2 separate regions of the Homo sapiens genome follow, and region 2 is linked to region 1. The links are chromatin loops, found by intact Hi-C in ENCODE. Cell type or tissue: endothelial cell of umbilical vein. All regions are shown on one strand. Links, peaks and the distances in the headings refer to the core of each region. The heading gives the core; the rest is flanking DNA.

Region 1 (2,925 bases), core at 183-2,682:
TGAAAGTTTGTTTACATTAATATCCAGCCTTCAGGGTGAACCACACTGAAGTTCTCCCTGATTGGGAAAAAATATACATATTTTTTCTTATCAGAATCTTATTTTTCTTATTTCAGAATCTTCAAGAGAAGTAGAATTTACTTTCCATGACCCCTACCACTTTGAAGAATATTTAGTAGTTGTTTTTTCTGGCATGTCTTTGTCAAAAGAATTATTTTTTATGCCAAAGAAACCTAAGAAGTATCCTAATGTCAGCACCTTCAAATGGAAAATGTTTCAAGAAGGCTTCTCATCATCAACCTGCTTTCATGTCCATTTTCATGTGAATTGTTGATGGGAAAATAGAATTTCATCACTACCGTTGGTGAAGACATTCCTAAGAACACAGAGTTAGTGCATGCAGTTACCTGGGGGGGTTGGGAGGGGGTGGGGGAAGAGGGCTTGCAGAACTTTATAGCAGCCCAGGCTCACTAAGATTTGCTATGTCCACTTATACACCTTATGAAGTCCTCTATGCCATGGCAAGTTCTCTTGGGAGTCACACCTTCATTTCTTGGGTCCCCTTGGGTTTTTCAGACCACCACTTATTAGTCACATGATCATTAAAAAGTAAATGCACCTCTCTGACATCAATTCTTAGTTTGAGAAATAGAATAATAATTCGGACCCAGCCTACCTCAAAGGCCCATTATCAAGGTCAAAAATGATGTATGTGATGAGCTTTTTAAAAGTAAAATTTATGAAGCAAACACGAAGTAGTGAATTGTGGTGATATCAACATTTTGATACAAAACTCACTTGGTTTAGTAATTTGAAGAGGATGCCATCTATATCTTTTTATAACCGGGAGCTTTTGATACCTTTTTCCTAAACTACAAAACTCATAGAACCTTCGTTAGCTTCTCTGTGCCCCAGCCCTTCAATAAATTGACATCACAATAGAGGTTAAAATAAGGCAAACTCACAGTGGCCTAGAGATACGTGTTTGTGTGTGTCTGTGTGTGTGCATTTAAGAAGATGCACGTGTACCTTTGACCTAGCACCTACCTGTGTTCATACAATTAAAAAAGAAATAATGACTCATTAAGCAAACAAGTTCTAGAAAAAAATACTCATTTAATACAATCACAGTGACTTCCTCACTGTTTCCACTTCATTGCTCCTTATGTGAGTAAAAACAACATGCTAAATGGAGACTTTCAGGACCCCGTGGGACCAATTAATGCCACGTGACTTCCTCCCTGCCTTCCATGAAAATAACTATATTATAATGGTCTGTGATATTAATATCAGCTTTGGAAAAGTCAGGCAGTGACTCCATAGGGAAGGAAGTGGCCTGTGCAAGAACTGTGGAATGTGCAGTATTTGACAGACTGGAGGCCACATCTTTTTATAAGCTACATCACAGAGTTAAACAAGGTGGGGGCACCAACTGGGCTAGTGGGTTAATTCAGGTTAAAAGGCCACCAGGGTAGTCTATCTCTGATCTTGAACTCCAAGAAAATGTGGTTACTGGGGGGAGTTTTGGAAATTAAAGTTCTCAGAAATAAAACCATTTCCAAAGCATTATTTTCCTCTGAATTTCTCCAGATTTCTGCCCACCACAGAGGCAGGATGTATTTTGACAACCTCTGTTTGTATTGGAGGGTAGACCTGGGATGAGGAGTGGTGGGTACACCTCCCAAGTGTGTTGGCAGCTTGATGGGGTTTTCCAGTGACAGTGGAGCACAGCAGAACCAAAGGGAATGTGAGCCACAACACTGGTAGCCAGTCCAGGCTTCCTTCAAATGCAGTTATAGGAATCCCAGGCCCATGCAACACCCAGGCCCCATCCTAGTCCCACTCCCTGCTGGGTCCTGGAGAGATTCAGTGTTCTCCCTGTGGCTAGGCAGATTCTCCTCTCTAGCATATGGCAATGAGCCCGTTAATTTTCTTGGTTGTAAATTGCTGTAGTGCATTAACAACACTCAAGGGTGGTCCCAAAGCACAATTGAGGATATTAAGTTCTCCTGGGAACAGATGTTTAATGGTACATCTAATTATCCAGGAAAGATTGCCTAAGACAATGATCTAGATCCAATTCCTGGACAGTGGCTAATGGTTTGGCCAGACAGTCAGAGGCTTGGAAGGAATAATATTGGAGAATTGGTGATGGGGAAGATTAGGGAAGAATGAACCCAATGTATGAGAATATTTGTGCTTCATCTGCATGATCCCCCAAAGGTTCCCACTGTGGGGAAAACTTTAAATAATTAAGATGAAAAAATGACTTTTTGTTGTTGTTCCTAGAGATGTCCATCAGAATCTTTCCCTGGTGCTAGACCAATGGACTCCAGAGCAGCCATGGTGGCAGGGATGAAGGCTATGCAGGAGCCTAATGACAAGGACTTTCTCTCATCATGGTGACCTGCCTAGTGACTCAGCTGAATTCCTAATTGATCAGGAGTAGCAGCCAGGTCTGACAACCAGTATGACACTGTATCAAAGAGTTCCAATCAACTACCTGGTAGAAGCCAATTATATTGAACCCTTCCATCGTGGTAGGGGCAGAAATTACCCTCACTGGAATAGATAGCTATTCTATATATAAGTTTACCATCACTGCTCTACTGTGCTTCTACTAACACTTTCATCATGTTTAAGAACTCAAATTCGTAAACATCACAATGGAAGTCTCATTCTACATTCTTATGTTTTATAATCATATTATTTTCTTGACATTTATTTTCCAAATTCTTGAAATAAAATTGAAGGTGACTCATAATATAAGGGTAATGTCATGCAAATAAACTTTTGAAATAATTTAAACAAGCTGACCCATAATAAAATTAAAATTGTAAGTAGATCCTTTATGAGTAAGGAACTTACTTTACTGAGAAAGAAATAAGACAATGGGCTAATTACCATAGAATTTACTGGTCTAGC
Region 2 (2,925 bases), core at 228-2,727, 370 kb before region 1:
TCTTGACTTGAAGATTATATCTTTAAACAGTCTTGGGAAACACCATTTTAATTCAACAAAGGAATTCTTATAAATACAATTTAATTGCTTTTTCAAGGATTGTCTATTGAGACCCCACATTAGGTTTTGTTTTGTCTTGTTGTGTTTACCATTTTCTTGCTTGCACACTTAGCCCCAAAGGGACTGGAGAATAAAAGAAGGCTAAGCCTGCAACACTAAGCACATTTGTAAGAAAGCAATTTAGGGAAAGCAGTTTTCAGTTTCATTCAAAAGTGTCCAATATTTCAATATTCCTAGACATTTCTTGCCATAGCAGTGCCAAAATAGAGACAACTTTTGCCCTGTAGTCAACTCTGATGATGAGCCATTTTTATTGAATCAAAAAGCCCCAAAACTCCCACCACAACTCTGATCAAAATCTGATCCTTAGAATGTCGTTAAGACTGAATAGGAGTTTTATTTCTACCATCTTCCACCGCTTTATTGATTAACTCTGCTCAGAACACAACCAGCTCACAAAGGCTCAGCTCCTAGAATTGGATGAGAAAGGTTTTTTACCAGAGAGAAGGGCAGAGGGATTTTTGTGGACTGACATCTGGGGCCCAGACTGGGACCACTGTGAGCCTGGAATATTCTTTCAGTCCTCCCCTCCTCATCATCCACCCATTTAAGACCGCCTCAAACTTGAAAGTCCTGATGACTTCACATATCTTGCTGGGTCTGTAATGAAGATGCTTATAAATATTACAAAAGATTTATCACTTTAGCGTGAAATTCTCTGATACCAGCAGGGAGTTTTTAAACACAACTGGCAACAAGAAGCATATGGTCAGAGATTCAAGTTACTGCTTTCTTTCTTTCTTTTTTTTTTTTTTAATTGTTGTCTGCCAAGGACAATATATTTTTTTCCCTTCTTCAAAATAAACATTGTGCAGGAATGTGCCTCAGCAAATGGCTGGGGCTCTATTATATTTCATGCAGCTTTCTAAACAATTTTCAACCCTGGGCTGGCCTGGTGTCAAACAGAAGGCAACCAACAATAGCAAAATCCCATTAAAGCCAAGAAGGTTCCTTCCTGAGGTGAACCTGGCCAGAAATAGTCATCTTGGCTCATTCTCCAGTTTGGCACTGGGGACTAATAATGCACGGTCTCCTAATGGAAATTATCTAATTTCATCCAAGAGCTCCTCCAGAGAGAGCCGGGCTGACGCACTAACAGTCAATATAACAACATTCTTCTTGAAGTGCTGAACAATAGGCCTTTGGAGAGACTGTGATAAACCACGTCAGACTCCGGACAAACACGAGTGTAAAAATAGGCATCAGAGGCATTGACACAGCCACCTAATTTCTCAGGAGGGAGGCCCACAGAGGAGGGATTGTTCAGAATGCTTGTTGAGAATACTTCATCAGAAGTAGTGGGAGAAGGATAGTGAAGAAAGAAAGAAAAGGGATGGGGAGAGAGATAAAAAGAAGACTGAATAAGATCAAGAATGGGGAAAAAATAAGAAAATGATAAATGAAAGAGAGGAGTTAATTCTTCATCTGTGGTACAACTGTCCATGGTCTGCTAATATAAATCAAACTTTGGGTGTGATTCCCATTAACATCATGGGGCTGTGTTTCAAATGCTCTGTGCGAAGAAAAGCCAGCAGGAAATAATGCTCCATTTAAGGAGATATATGTATGTATATGTGTATATATATATATATCTCACATATGTATATAGGAGTTCTGTGAATTTACCACTATTCTAAGACCAACAGGATCATCCTGAGGCATACATTTGGTTTTAAGTTTCCTCATGTTATTACTTGTTTTCTGAATATTTTTAACCTCCTCTAAATTTTAAGCTTCTGAAGAGTAGGAACTGGCTTGTGTCTATAACGATTATCCACATCAAGACAATAAGTATCAGTCAAAAGTGTTGATTGGTTGATTATTCATTGAGCCTAATAGTCTTGAAACATCAGAGAGTCTCTCATGAGTGGGTATTTCAAGAAATAAATTTCTCCAAAATGGGTAATTTCAAGGCCCAAATCCATGTCAACACCTCCCTGATTCTGCACCCACTACCACCTTCCTACTTCCCTTCCCCACCAACAAGCTAGAAAATGGCGTGGGTTCTGGAATACAGAATGGCTTCCCTAGACTACAGGGCCTAAGATAGACCATGGGACATTCTCCTTGGGCCCAACATGTGAATTTGCAACTCTAGGCTGATGCAAGAGAACGTATTCTAGCTATATTCACACCACTGGAATAATATTCACAGTCTGAATCAAGATGGTGGCTCAAGCACATGCCTGCTTTCCCTGCCCAAACCCCAATCCAGATATATATTCAACATACAGATAACACTGTGTCTTGGGAGGGAAATTCTGTGTCTGGGGGATACCAGAGTGAAGAGCCTACTTCTTTAGATATGCTTTTGTACATTTTCAAGGTTGAACTCTGTGAATATAACACTATTCAAAAATTTAAAATTAAGTTTAAATAAGCTAATTTTAGAGTATCAATATAAAATAAAATGGAATTTAAGGCCAAATGCATAAAAGGAAAAATGAGACATATTTATATTGATTAAAAGTATACTTCATGGCTGGATGTGCTGGCTCACGCCTGTAGTTCCAGCACTTTGGGAGGCTGAGGCAGGAGGATCACGAGGTCAGGAGTTCAAGACTAGCCTGGCCAACATGGTGAAACCCTGTCTCTACTAAAAAAACAAAAATTAGCCAGGCATGGTGGGCACCTGTAATCCCAGCTACTCAGGAGGCCATGGCAGGAGAATCACTTGAACTTGGGAGGCGGAGGTTGCAGTGAGCTGAGATGGCACCACTGAACTACAGCCTGGGCAACACGAGTGAAACTCCATCTCAAAAAAAAAAAAAAAGGACAGTTAACTAAGAAGTCACTTAACTTCAT

The links. Hi-C counts contacts between places; a loop is a spot of excess contacts. Peaks named below come from ENCODE experiments on the same cell type or tissue, not always from the same donor. Only the 100,000 strongest peaks of a DNase experiment are listed, where the experiment ranks them.
Region 2: a loop joins it to region 1, with 6 times the contacts of the local background. A loop is called at or near these places in 1 of 110 quality-filtered maps.

The regions. Positions count from the first base shown.
Region 1 is chr1:221,216,008-221,218,932 of GRCh38, forward strand. No RefSeq gene overlaps it. Among named protein-coding and RNA genes, the nearest start is that of LINC02817, 120 kb to the right of the region's middle. In endothelial cell of umbilical vein, for the core only: no CTCF peak of the experiment used is centred there; a DNase peak (open chromatin) is centred at 1,224; H3K27ac peaks cover 462 bases.
Region 2 is chr1:220,842,674-220,845,598 of GRCh38, forward strand. All of the region lies in intron 1 of HLX-AS1 (HLX antisense RNA 1), which reads right to left. Among named protein-coding and RNA genes, the nearest start is that of LINC01352, 15 kb to the left of the region's middle. In endothelial cell of umbilical vein, for the core only: no CTCF peak of the experiment used is centred there; a DNase peak (open chromatin) is centred at 1,188; H3K27ac peaks cover 883 bases.